Linked DNA regions of Homo sapiens: all the other regions are linked to region 1. The links are chromatin contacts, found by Hi-C or POLR2A ChIA-PET in ENCODE. All regions are on one chromosome and are shown on one strand. The core of a region is the stretch at or near the end of the contact, and the rest is flanking DNA. Distances in the headings are between cores, read along the strand shown. Region 1 holds the start of SYCP2L (synaptonemal complex protein 2 like). Region 2 holds the start of TMEM14C (transmembrane protein 14C). Region 3 holds the start of ELOVL2 (ELOVL fatty acid elongase 2).

Evidence for each region. Hi-C counts contacts between places; a loop is a spot of excess contacts on that map. ChIA-PET counts read pairs that join two places held with the same protein, here RNA polymerase II (POLR2A). Pooled maps may share reads with other maps.
Region 2: a map of K562 shows a loop between it and region 1 (6-fold over the local background). The contact joins the promoter of TMEM14C here to the promoter of SYCP2L in region 1. A Hi-C loop is called at or near these places in 1 of 168 maps with a recorded cell type or tissue (K562), 4 of 37 single-sample maps with no recorded cell type and 3 of 50 pooled maps. POLR2A ChIA-PET finds 5 or more read pairs at or near these places in 3 of 52 experiments (H1, K562 and WTC11).
Region 3: a loop to region 1 is called in a pooled map, with 8 times the contacts of the local background. The contact joins the promoter of ELOVL2 here to the promoter of SYCP2L in region 1. A Hi-C loop is called at or near these places in 2 of 37 single-sample maps with no recorded cell type and 8 of 50 pooled maps. POLR2A ChIA-PET finds 5 or more read pairs at or near these places in 2 of 52 experiments (HEK293T and OCI-LY7).

What each region holds. Positions count from the first base shown.
Region 1 is chr6:10,885,130-10,889,716 of GRCh38, forward strand. It overlaps SYCP2L (synaptonemal complex protein 2 like), which reads left to right and starts at 1,923. Exons shown (of 30, transcript NM_001040274.3): 1 at 1,923-2,006. The coding sequence starts at 1,998. RefSeq lists an enhancer at 1,090-1,858.
Region 2 is chr6:10,720,220-10,724,806 of GRCh38, forward strand. It overlaps TMEM14C (transmembrane protein 14C), which reads left to right and starts at 2,851. Exons shown (of 6, transcript NM_016462.4): 1 at 2,851-3,022; 2 at 4,351-4,414. The coding sequence starts at 4,395. RefSeq lists silencers at 1-67, 398-537, 2,782-2,911 and an enhancer at 2,851-3,747.
Region 3 is chr6:11,042,339-11,046,925 of GRCh38, forward strand. ELOVL2 (ELOVL fatty acid elongase 2) reads right to left here and starts at 1,967. Exons shown (of 8, transcript NM_017770.4): 1 at 1,890-1,967. The coding sequence starts at 1,892. It overlaps ELOVL2-AS1 (ELOVL2 antisense RNA 1), which reads left to right and starts at 1,420. Exons shown (of 5, transcript NR_038964.1): 1 at 1,420-1,487. RefSeq lists a silencer at 1,863-2,062 and enhancers at 2,497-2,997, 2,998-3,498.

The DNA.
Region 1 (4,587 bases), core at 673-3,172:
GATTTAAAGTTACCTCTGAAAATGCATAGAAATTAATTTTTGGTCTTATTGCAGTGCTAGAATAGTTCTTGTCTCTGTGCTTTTGGAATGTTCCTAGAGAGACCTGACCCGTCAAAAACATAAATAAATAAAACTTTTTTATGTAAAAGGCAAATCAATTAATTTCTAAAGGGATTCTGGTATCCAAAGAAATGTCATAGAGCCTCTACTATATTTAGTTTGAGAAGAATTAGAGTATGCATTTCAAGTTGCCATAAATTATATTAAGACAAAACATGTTAGTAAAAGAAGCTAATCAAAGTAAAAAAAAAACCAGATAAAAGGTATTTTGCCTATTCTGTTATTTTTAATTTCTCTTAAAGATTTGAATGCATTGCACCATAGACTTTGGAAGGACATGTTTTCCCCCAAAGCCTGAAAATAATAGATGATTAAGTTTTCTATCTAATATTATGAAAACTCTAATTTTTAAATATTCTCTTAAAATTCATTTAAACTGTAGTATTTTGTTTATTGCTTCTTATTATTCATTGTTTCTTTCTTGCCCTGGTATTATATTTGTATTGACTCACAATAGCTTATACTCACAGCTGTTCCTGTCTTGATTACTAGTTTAATATTACAAAAGTCCATTCATTGAAAAGGAAAAAAACTTGCGTTTGAATTTCCTTGGTTTAGATTAAAATAGGTAAATTAATGTAAGAATGTTTACATTATACTTTCCAGGAAATTGATATGACAGGCTTTGACATAAACATTGTTTTGAACGGACTAGAAATGTGTGCAAGTCCTGGGCTAACAGGGGTTCTGGTTTTGTTATGTTTTGCTTTGGTGTAGACAAATATCTTCCGTACATATTATGACTTGAAATACTCACAGGTCTAGTTATAATACAAGTTGATTTTTACACAAAGGATGTTTGGATTGGAGGGGTCTTTTTTTTGTTTTTTGTGGAAAACTCTAGTCCAATTTAATTTTGCCACCGTGTTCACACAACTGGCCACCTATCCGAATCAGCCTAGCCATTGGTACGCATACTTGTCAGGTTAAAGGAAATAGGCAAACAAAGAAACAAAAAAACAAAAACAAAAACAAAACTATTTGCTTTGATTAAAAAAAAAAATTCCCCTTCCTCCCCACCACGGTACTTAAAAAACAACCACCAAACACACTTTGTGTGTGTGTGAAATCAGGAATGTATTAATAATATCGGGTACAAGTCTGGTTACCATAGGAAAGGGTTCGGCTTCTGTCTGCACACATCAATGGACCAAAAACTGCTCCTCTGGCTGTTTTTTTTTTGAGACGGAGTCTCACTCTGTCCCCCAGGCTGGAGTGCAGTGGCGAGATCTCCGCTCACTGCAACCTCCGCCTCCCGGGTTCAAGTGATTCTCCTGCCTCAGCCTCCCCAACAGCTAGGATTACAGGCACGTGCACCGCGCCCGGCTAATTTTTTGTATTTTTAGTAGAGACAAGGTTTCACCATGTTGACCAGACTGGTCTTGAACTCCTGACCTCAAGTGATCCACCAGCCTCGGCCACCCAAAGTGCTGGGATTACAGGCGTGAGCCACCGCGCCTGGCCGCCCCTCTGGCTTTTTAAGGCGGGGCAAAAACTTGGAACAGCTACCACAAAGCGAACGCCTATCTGTTTGGAATTTCGCAAATAAGGAACGTTTAAATGACGTAGTTCACATCCTTTGAGTGCTGGCTTTCTCTTAAAGGGTGAGTGCGTGCGCCCAGGTGGTTTGGCCTGTGTGCGCTAGTTACTTGCACGCGCTTCTTGAGTCTCAAAACACAGAGCTCTAGTAAACTTCAGGGGGCGGATTCGTCAATTACAGTTGCGGAAGAAGACTCGACTCGAAGAGCGGTCCGCCACCAGGGCTCTTTCGGCAGCGCCCCCAGCGGGCGGGGCTCTTGGGCGGGGAAGCAGGAGAGGGCCGACCGAGCGCAACAAAGCTGAGCGGCGCGTCGCTTCAGGAACGAAGAAGCCTCGTTATGCAAGCGGTGAGTGACCCCCGAAGGGCCCGGACCTTCTGTCCACAGTGCTAGGGCGCGCGAGGGCGCGGGGTCCCTGGGGCTCAGGTTCTGCCGCCTTGAGGTGTTCGCTCAGAGACCGGGTGCTGGGCATAGTCCCCCGCCACCTCCTTGGGTTTGCTCGGAGTGTATTGGCAGCCTGCGGGGAGACCAGGCAGAATAGAAACCTCGGATCCCTAGCTAAATAGCGCTCAGGGAAAGGGGAACCGGAGAATTCGTGTTCGGAAAGCAATGAGATAGTTCTTTTCTAGTTGCTTTGCGTATTTTCCTAGCCGGTTTTCCAGCCCTCTTTCCACCTTGCTGCGTAGAAAGTGCAGAAGTGTTAAGCAACCCCAAGTGCTGGGACTTCATTTAACCGAACGACAAAGGACAGCCCCTAAGATAAAGCTACAATTATTACTTATCAATAAATAATAAAAAAAAACACATGAAGTTTGAGCCCACCCAGGGACGCCAAAAACAACAAACAAAAACCACCTGGGGCGTGTTTCTAACATTCTTCTGCCTGGGTTCCTGGTGGTAGAAATTCTGATGTAATTGGTCTACGGTGGGCCGGTAGTTTGTTAGTTTGTTAGTGAGGACGCCAGGTGATTCTGATAGCCAGGGGTAACTGCTTGCCTAGATCCAGGAACTCACTCTTGTTCTCCATAAAATCCATCTGTCATCTGGCGCCATCTTCCCAGCCATGGGGAAACAGATTTGGGACAGAAACCTTTCTAACATCAAGCTACGCTTAAATTCAGAGCACTTAAGCATAACCTCCTCACCCTCTCCATCCCTGTTACATTGAAAGCTGCCATTCACTGAGCCATTTTTATGTGCCCAGGCACTATGCTAAGAACATTACAGACATTCTGTCAGTCAGTCCTCACTCCAATCCTTCCATATAGGTGTTACCATCTTTTTTTTTTTTTTTTTTTTTTTTTTTTTTTTTTTTTTTTTTTTTTTTGAGACGGAGTCTCATTCTGTCGCCCAGGCTGGAGTGCAGTGGCGTGATCTTGGCTCACTGCAACCTCTGCCTCCCGGGTTCAAGCGATTCTCCTACCTCAGCCTCCCGAGTAGCTGAGACTACAGGCGCGCGCCACCACGCCAGGGTAATTTTTGTATTTCTAGTAGAGACGGGGTTTCACCATGTTGGCCAGGATGGTCTCTGTCTCTTGACCTCATGATCTGCCCGCTTCGGCCTCCCAAAGTGCTGGGATTACAGGCGTGAGCCACAGCGCCCGGCTATCATCATGTTTTTTAAATGAGGAGACTGAATCTCAGAGAATCTAACGATCTTTTCTGCCTAAACCATCCCACTTTCTGATTTTCCTGTCAGGTTCCTACCCACAAAAGCTGCCACATGATCTTCACAGAAGGGGGATACCTTTCTGTGTACTAGAGTGGCTCCAGAAATTCCAGAAACAGGAAGCATTTCTTTGGAATTTGCAAAGTACTGACCACCAAGGCCAGAGAAGGTTGAAAGGAGGTAGAAATAAAAATAAGCAGAGCATCTCTGCATACGAATTGAACTGAAGGAGAGATAGGGCCGTGTCTATAGAGAAAAGAGGTAAAGAAGCTTAACATAAAGGCTCCCGGGAATATTTTCTTTGGGATGGGAAGTATTTCCCACTAATTCAGAATTTGTTGACAAAACTTAGAAATTATAGATACGTAGCATAGTGTTTATTTGATGTCAGTTTATGCTATGAATTAACACCCTTTTTTTTTTGATACGGAGTCTCACTCTGTCACCCAGGCTGGAGCGCAGTGGCTGGATCTCGGCTCACTGCAACCTCCACCTCCTGGGTTCGAGTGATTCTCCTTCCTCAGCCTCACGAGTAGCTGGGTCTACAGTCACGTGCCACTGCGCCCAGCTAATTTTTGTATTTTTTAGTAGAGACGGGTTTCACCATATTGGACAGGCTGGTCTCGAACTCCTGACCTCATGATATGCCCGCCTTGGCCTCCCAAAGTGCTGGGATTACAGGCGTGAGCCACTGCGCCTGGCCTAACACCCAATTTTAATTGTAGCTTTAGCTGTTCCTCCTATCTCACTTTTGCCTCTACTCAATTATCCACTAACACAATGGTTCTTTTTCTTTGCCTTTATCATTTATTTTTAATTGACACATATATTAATTGACACATAGTAATTGCACATGTTAATTGGGTGTAGTGTGATATTTCCATATGTGTATACAGTGTGTAATGATCAAATCAGGGTAATTATGCATATCCATCACCTCAAATATTTATTTCTTTGTGTTGGGAATGTTCAAAATCTACTCGTATAGCTATTTGAAAATATACAATAAGTTGTACATTATAGTCACCTTGCAGTACTATCTTACTCTAGAACTTACTCCTTCCAGCTAGCTGTAATTTTGTGTTCATTAACTAACCTCTGCCTATCTCACTTCCTCTTTTCTAGTGACCACTATTCTCTCTACTTCTATGAGATCAGCCTTTTTTTTTTTTTTTTTTTTTGAGATGGAGTTTCACTCTTGCTTCCCCAGCTGGAGTGCAATAGTGCAACCTTAGCTCATTGCAACCTCCGCGTCCCGGG
Region 2 (4,587 bases), core at 1,601-4,100, 160 kb before region 1:
TGCGCCCACCTGGAACCCGGGGCAGCGCAGCCCCAGTCCCCGCCTGCGCCTCTCCCTCCACGCCTCCCCACGAGCAGATGGAGCCGGCTCCGGTCTCGGCCAGCCCCAGGGAGGGCCCCGCACAGCGCAGCGGCGGGCTGAAGGGCTCCTCGAGCCTGGCCGATGCTAAGGAGGCACCGAGAGCAAGCGAAGGCTGCTAGTGAGAGGTGACGACGTGCTGGCAGTCCTCAGAGCCCTCGCTCTCGGCGCCTCCTCTTCCTGGGCTCCCACTTTGGAGGCACTTGAGCCCTTTAGCCCACCGCTGCACTGTGGGAACCCCTTTCTGGGCTGGCCAAGGCCAGAGCTGGCTCCCTCAGCTTGCAGGGAGGTGTGGAGGAAGAGGCGCGAGCGGAAACCAGGGCTGCGCGCGGCGCTTCCGCGCCAGTTGGAGTTCCGGGTGGGCGTGGGCTTGGCGGGCCCCGCACTCGGAGCAGCCGGCCGGCCGGCCCTGGGCAATGAGGGGCTTGGCACCCAGGCCAGCGGCTGCAGAGGGTGTACTGGGTCCCCCAGCAGTGCCAGCCCACCGGCGCTGCGTTGGATTTCTCGCGGGGCCTTAGCTGCCTTCCGACGGGGCAGGGCTCGGAACCTGCAGCCCGCCATGCCTGAGCCTCCCACCACCTCCGTGGGCTCCTGTAGGGCCCGAGCCTCCCTGATGAGCACCACCCCCTGCTCCACAGGGCCCAGTCCCATCAACCACCCAAGAGCTGAGAAGTGTGGGCGCAGGGCGCAGGACTGGAAGGCAGCTCCACCTGCAGCCCTGGTGTGGGATCCACTGGGTGAAGCCAGCTGGGTTAAGTCTGGTGGGGAGGTGGAGAACCTTTATGTTTAGCTCAGGGATTGTAAATACACCAATTGGCACTCTATATCTAGCTCAAGGTTTGTAAACACACCAATCAGCCCCCTGTGTCTGGCTCAGGGTTTGTGAATGCACCAATGGACACTGTATCTAGCTACTCTGGTGGGGACCGTGGAGAACCTTTATGTCTAGCTTAGGGATTGTAAATACACCAATCGGCACTCTGTATCTAGCTCAAGGTTTGTAAACACACCAGTCAGCACCGTGTGTCTAGCTCAGGGTTTGTGAATGCACCAATCCACACTCTGTATCTAGCTACTCTGGCAGGACCTTGGAGAACCTTTGTGTGGACACTCTATAGCTAATCTGGTGGGGACGTGGAGAACTTTTGTATCTAGCTCAGGGATTGTAAACGCACCAATCAGCACCCTGTCAAAACAGACCACTCGGCTCTACCAATCAGCAGGATGTGGGTGGGGCCAGATAAGAGAATAAAAGCAGGCTGCCCAAGCCAGTAGTTGTAACGCACTTGGGTTTTCTTCTATGTGGAGGAGGCTTTGTTCTTTCTCTTTTTCTTTTTGCAACAAATATTGCTGTTGCTCGGTGCTTAGGTCCTGTGTTGTCTTTACAAGTGGTAACGCTCACTGCGAAGATTTGCAGTTTTGCTCCCAAAGCTACGAAGACCACGATCCCACCGGAAAGAACAAACATATTCCAGACGCACTGCCTTAAGAGCTTTAACATTCGTTATAGAAGTCTGTAGCTTTGCTCCTTGAGCCAGTCCAAAGCTAGGGAGACCACGATCCCACCGGGAAGAACAAACAATTCCAGACACACTGCCTTAAGAGCTTTAACATCCACCACAGAGGTCTGTAGCTTTGCTCGTTGAGCCAGTGAGACAGCAAACCCACCAGCAGAAAAACTCCCTGAATACTTCTAAACATCGGAAGAAAAACTCTAGAGACACTGCTTTTAAGAACTAACACTCATCGCGAGGGTCTGCAGCTTTCTCAAGTCAGACCAAGAAGCCATCAATTTTGAACACACTGGCACGTTGTGATCTCTCACTATCTCCACTAAAAATAACAAAAATTAGCCTGGCAGCCAGGGGTGGTGGTACAGGCCTATAATCCCAGCTACTCAGGCAGCTGAGGCAGGAGAATCAGTTGAACATGGGAGTCAGAGGTAGTGGTGAGACAAGATCATACGCTGCACTCCAGCCTGGGCAATAGAGTGAGACTCCACATAAAAAAAAAAAAAACTTGGCTGGAATTCGCTTTATTCACTGACAATTATATTGGTCAGATTTGTGTATGTTGATACTTGTAGGGGATGGAGAGGGAGAAGTCAACGATGACAGCAAATTTTAGTGTAGAGCAACTAAGAGAATGGTGGTGCAGGAAACGGAATAGGAGTGACTCCAAGTGGGAATGGAGATAATATGCTGTGGATATTTTGGGTCCACAGAGCTGGGTAAAAATCAGGTTTAACTTACTCCCCATCCCCCTTTAAGATGCTTCTCAAGCAGCCTCACTCCCTAAAACAAACGGATATTTGGCTTTGAGCCACATTATTCTGCAGCCCCCGTATTTTCTTCCAGGCAGGCCCTTCCTGGTGTAGACAAGATCGGGCTTGAGTGACACTCCTCCCTGATGGCCTGCATCTGGTTTATACCCTGTAACTTGTTCCTCTATTAATGGGGTCCTTCAAAATCCAGCCTCAGATTCCCTGGTCCCGCAGCGGTGGCCTCACCTCTGGCGTGGCCGAGCTCACGTGGTCCGGCTTGTGCAAGTCCCAGGTCCAACTCCGGGTCTCCTGCTTTTGGCCACTCAGGATTGGACCTGGGACTGATACTGGTCGGCCCTGCAGGCGCTGCGGACAGGGGAAGCACAGAGATTCCCCGCCGCGTTCCCTGGACTCAGGAGCTCGCCGCGATGCCCCGCCCCACTCTCCACCCGCTGAATGCAGGGCGCATGCTGCTACTTGGCGGCTCAAGCCCCGCCCGCACCGTCCCCATTCTCTGACCGCCCCTCTCCCGGTACACTGCGCAGGCACAACAGAGCCGCTCCCCTCTCCTCGCCCCGCCACCGGGACGGAGAGCGCCCGCCGCTGCATTTCCGGCGACACCTCGCAGTCATTCCTGCGGCTTGCGCGCCCTTGTAGACAGCCGGGGCCTTCGTGAGACCGGTGCGAGTATTTGGGGATTATTCTTATTTTCTGCCACTTTTAACTTTTAGGGATTATTTAGGAGTTTCACGGCCGTCTGCTTTTCGTCCCCCCGATTCAGCGGGCCTTCAGGCCGTGTGGTCGGTGCTTTTCTCGTTGGGTATTTTCTGCTTTTAAAAGAAGTTGTGGATGCGCGGAGCCCCTGGGCTCCTGAGGCAAAGGCTTACCCATGTAGCATAGTGTTGCCTCGTTTCTTGGTGATTTTCTTGCTCCATCTCTTTAAAAGCCTCCCTTACTCGGTGCCGTCTCGAGTTAAGAACTGTGGGCAAGATCCCAAGCCCGCTGCCCTTCCCTGTTTTATGGAAACTTAATTCTTTTTTTTTTTTTTTTTGTCCTTGAGGGAGGGACTTGCTCTGTCGCCCATGCTTGAGTGCAGTTGCCTGAATATGTCTCATTGCAGCCTCTGCCTCCTGGGCTCAAGCCATCCTCCCACTTCAGCCTCCCAAGTAGCTGGGATTTACAGTCGCATATCACCATGCGCGATTAATTTTTTTATATTTTTTAGTAGACAATGGGTTTCACTATGTTGGCCAGGCTGGTCTTGAACTCCTAACCCCAGGTGATCCGCCCGCCTCGGCCTCCTAAAGTACTGGGATGACAGGCGTCAGCCACTGCGCTTGGCCTAATTCTTTAAACAGAATAAACGGGGTATGCATTGCTTTCATCTTTTGGCTCACTGGACACAGGATACTTTCTGTAAGAAAATAGAAGCTGTTTTTCCAAGGGTGTAGTGTCACATGTGAATATGACCACTGTTTCCGTATATTTTATCCTCTCCTACTACTGCCCTCCTAACAAGAACTGTGAGTTGGACGCAGAAGTTTCTAAAAAAGTTGAGCTTTGAAATTGGCTGTTGCAGCAGGGATGAAAAGCAACACCCCTACCTCCCCTCAAAAGAGACATTAAAGTAGTTGGATTAAGGGCACGGGAGTATTTGCTTTTGAATTTAGTGATAACATGGGTAGCTGATGAAATGACTAACACATTCCCTGATTTTAGAGCTGGTCAGTGGATCTTGCTGAGTTTCCCGTGGGCCTATGTGATTAAAACTGAGGTTTTCATGACAATGGTCAGCATCTGTTCAGGGTTTACTAGGTGCTAAGCACCTTTACATGTGACATCCATTGAATGCTCACTACAGCCCCAGGAAATCGGTACCAGTGTTATCCTCATGGTACAGTGAAGAATACTGAGACTTAGGTTGCGTAGCTTGCAGGTTGGACACACTTCTTTCTGACTGCTGGAGAGCTGTGCTTTTAACTACCTCTGATCCAGCTTGTTTTCTGCAGGTGCAGGCCTGGGGTAGTCTCCTGTCTGGACAGAGAAGAGAAAAATGCAGGACACTGGCTCAGTGTGAGTGCAGTAAATGGGTATGGAGTAGCCAGGAGCTTCTGGAAACCAGAGTTCCTTTCCTTAGCTGAAAAGAACCTTAAGAGTAGACTGCCTGGGATGGCATGGGGGATGGGAGGATCACTGGACCTGTGGGCCAGAAACTTGGGTTTGAGTCCCAGCTCTGGCTTTGCTGA
Region 3 (4,587 bases), core at 717-3,216, 160 kb after region 1:
ACAATTTGGATTTGGGTATTAAAAAAAAATTCCTCTGAAGACCCACAGTTTCTGAGAAATACTTATCTAAACAGGAAGCATCACACTTGGGCAGGATAAAGCTTTCAAGAGCTTGCCCTTGATTTTAGCTCTTTTAGGTTAACATTCCCATGACTTTCCTATTCAGCTAAAGAGATTTCCTTGGACTTATTCCCTTACTCACTACAATTCCTACCTATACTTTAGGACAAAGCTTCAGAGCCCAAAAGGAGAGCCAGTTGGTCCTAAAAATGCTTTGTCCACTCTGATGCCAAGGTGCAAAGAGCATGAAGCGACAGACAAGGCATAAGAGATAGCCGCCTAGACTCGTCATTGAAGGCTGCCAAAATCGGGTCCCTCCTGTCGGGAGTATCTCCCTCCTCCCAAACTTCACTTGAGACTCTCATCATTACAAATGTCAACTGCATAATCTTTGCAGTTACTCCCCACCTGTGCATTAACATAAAGCAGCTTGCTTTATTGGGTTAATTCAAAAGAGTTATCAAGTACCTACTGTGCGCCAGGCACTGCTGTAGGTACTAGAAATCTAGCAAGCAATGAACGAAATGACAAAAATCTGTGTCTTCCTGAAACCTATATTCTGGTAGAGGAGACGTTCAAGAAACAAGCTAAAGAAACAAAATATGCAGTACGCTAACTAATACATGCTCAAGAGAAGACAAATGAAGCAGGCAAGGGGAATATACACTGTGGTGGGCGGGGTAGGAAAGGTTGGAATTTTAAGATTAAGTGGTCACACATAATCAGGCAGATGGTACGTGCCTAAAAGGGTAGCCAGAGCAAAATCAGATGGAGTGGGGAAGAGAAAGGAAGTGCGCTTATTTTAACAAGTCCTGAAGTGGAGAGAAAACCCTACGGGAAGGGGGTGAGGCAAACACTGAATATGGACCACTGAAGACAAACGCGGATTTCACATTTTGCCTAAAGACCAGTCCTTTGAGGATGGCACAACAGATGTTCTCCCTTTGTAACCAAAGAACCAGGCTCTGCTACTAAAACTGTCAGGCAGTTCATCGGACACGGGTGAACACACACACACACACACACACACACACAGCTTACTGTCAGGCAGTTCATCGGACACGGGTGAACACACACACACACACACACAGCTTACTGCCGAGGAGAAAGAAGCGTTACTAATCCAGAGTGGAGGACTGGCCTGGGAAATCGGGCAGAGAGAGGAGTTGTCGGAAAGAACACACCAGAAGCCCCTCCGAGCCCAGACACTGATAGAAACCCAGCCGCTTCCCAAGCCAATCTGCAAACCCAGGAGGCACCCACGAGTGCACAGACACACCCCCGGGGTGCAGGCGCGGTGAAGGGAGGAGAGGGGCAAGAGCTTGACCGTTAGGGCCCGAACCCCAGAACTCCCGAGGCAGGGTGTGTGCCGCGCGCGGGAAACGCCGTTCTCCGCTCCAGGCGTCGGCGGGCGGTGGCGAGAGCAGGTTCGGGGGTCCGGAGGGTCGGAGGGTGGGCTGCGCGCGGGAATGGCCGCCGCGAAGGAGGGGCGGCTTCCTCGGGCATCCCGGGCGCCCGGCCCCGTGCATGCAACAGGGGACTGGGCGCGAGCGGGCGCCTCGAGGTGCCGGGGCGGGACCGGGGAGAGGGGACCGAGACAAAGTTCCCGAGACCCGCGGGCCTCGGGCCGACCCGCGCGCCCCCGGCCCAAACGCTCAGCTCCCGCTCCCCAGGCCCGCGCGGACCCGGCCCCTCCGAGGGTAGCGGGTTCCAGCGGCGAACCCGCAGCGCCCGCGCCGGCGCCCGCTCGGCCCTTTCCCGCCCGGTGCGTGGGTCCAGGAGAGAAAGAAAGCGCGGCGGTGTCGGTGGCGGCGCGCGGCCCCACTCACCATGATCCGCAGCGGCTGTGGCGCGGCGACCCGGGCGGGCGGCGATGCGCTGTCCAGGGTAGCCGGGTCCCTCTGCCCGGCGCTATCTCGGCGCCCGCGCCGGTTACCCCCACCCACACCCACGCCCGGCGCGCGCACACCCGCCCGCGCCTCCCCGCCCCCTCGGGCTCGCGCCGCCGCCGCGCGGCGCTCCGAGCCTCGGGGCCGTTTCGTCCCCGCCCCCTCTCCCACAGGGGCCTCGCCGGCCGCCGCGCCAGGAGGGCGCGCGGGGGAGGGGCGCAGGGCAAGTGAGGCGGCGCCCCCCGCCCCTGCGGCCTCGCGCGCCCCCTCCTGGGCGACCGACCTCGCCCTCGCGTCCGCGGCGTCCCCTGCCGGCCGGGCGGCGATTTGCAGGTCCAGCCGGCGCCGGTTTCGCGCGGCGGCTCAACGTCCACGGAGCCCCAGGAATACCCACCCGCTGCCCAGATCGGCAGCCGCTGCTGCGGGGAGAAGCAGTATCGTGCAGGGCGGGCACGCTGGTCTTGCTTACAGTTGGGCTTCGGTGGGTTTGAAGCACACATTAGGGGGAAATGGCTCTGTTCCTGCAGGTTTGCGCAGTCTGGGTTTCTTAGGTTTAGGGGGTTGGGTGGGTTTCTCTGGGGGTGCGGTGGGAAGCGGATCAGTTCGGATAACGGCCCTGAGCAAGAGTCTCTGTCCCGCTCCCGGCCTGACGCGGGGCTTCCAGCGGACACGACCAACGGTGAGCGCACCCTCTTCACTGTGAACAGAACGGTGGCCTCCTAGAGCCTGCGCTTCTAGTTACTTTAGTTGTGTGTGTGGCCCAAGTGAAAGACGTCGAAAAAATTGGACTTGCCTGAGTATTACATGAACTTTCTTCCATTTCTCCCTCAAGCATGGGAAGTTGGCGGGCGTGGTGGTTCCCTCCTGTAATCCCAGCACTTTGGGAGGCTGAGGCAGGCGAATCACTTGAGGTCAGGAGTTCGGGACCAGCCTGGGCAACATGGCGAAACCCCGCCTCTTAAATAAAAAATACAAAAATTAGCTGGGTGTGGTGGCCTGCGCCTGTGATCCCAGCCACTCGGGAGGCTGAGGTGAAGGATGGCTTGAGCCCTGGAGGTGGAGGCTGCAGTGAGCCGAGATCACGCCACTGCACTCCAGCCTGGGCGACAGAATGAGACCCTGTCTCAAAAAAAAAAAAAAAAAAAAAAAATGTTTACCACATGTGAGGCTCATGTGGTAAACATGTTTATTGGGGTTGAGAGCAGCCCGTGTGGCTGTGCACGGAGGTACCTGCACCATACACTTAGCATCCCACACCTGGGGCGGTGTGGGAGCCCTTGCAGAGTTTTGTGCAGTAGCAGAGTGAGTAACTGTAGGTACCGGGGCTAAATCTTAACTGTCATACAATCACCTAATATATAGTTTCCTAATAGAGAGTTTTTCTTCCTAATATAGAATTTCTGTAGCTGAAGTGGTAAATATTAGGCATATATTTGTTTATAAAAGGCGGATGATTTTATGACCATAAACAGGTTAACCTAGTCTGATAAAAATCTCAGGAGTCAGCTCTGCCACATACTGGGTGTGTGGTATTGGGTTGGTTACCTAAACTGTCTATGCTCCAGTTTCCTGATTTACGAATTTGGGATAAAATAGCACTTAACATTACATGTAGCTGTTAGGGTTAAATTAATATGGGTAAAACTCTAGAAAAATATCTGGTACAAAAGTACTAGTTATTGATTTGTTATCAATTTGATGCATTTGAGAATCAGAAAGTGATATTCTATTTAATGCTGGCATATTTTTATAAAAAAGTGTGGCCCAAATCAAAGATACAATTTGATTTCAGCTTCACTTACTTTGTTCACTCAGCAAAGATTTCAGTGCCTACTATGTGCTAGGCGTTTTGGTAACAGCTAGGGTTACAGTGATGAAGAAAAACACAGTCCCTGCTGTTAGGAGTTTTTAGAACCTGTGATGATCTATATTATGATATTGAGAGACTTGAAGGAAATTCACACGAATAGTCCCCAAATATTGTTTTTCCTTGGAATGATTTTATTCTTTCTGTTTTACCTGTGTTCTTTCTTCTATTTGATACGTGTTATATTTGAAAGCTATAAAAGTAGCTTCCACGTCTTTTGGATATTGAATGATAAAAACTCTGGACCTGAATTTCACTGTATCACTAATCTGATGCAGTATAATGTGAATTCTTAATCTAGATAGTGATTTTTTGACATTATTGTGTATAAGTAGCACCAGAGGGTTTAATACTATACAGGGATACTTGAGATCCATCAAGATGACCTCAGGTACAGACCAAGAATATGAATTTTTTTTTGGTTTTGCTTTGGGTTTAATATTTGCTATCAGTTTCACATTGCGGGAGTATCTACTTCATTCCAGAGGCATCTCTGACCCTGCATAAAGTATAATGGACTCTCTATGGGTCTTGAAGTGGTGAAACCTCCATTTCTAAGGAATATGAATTTTGAACAAGCACCACAAATGATACTGGTGCAGCCAGGCAGTCCATGGATGATATTTTGAGAAACTAAATTCCATTATCCATTCAGGGAAAGCTTTAGTCTATTTTTCTAACAACATGAAGGGAAAAAACAATTTTAAGTGACAACCGACCTCTAAGAACCCTGCGGCTGTTGCTTGCAAAAATTGTATCATTGATGTCATC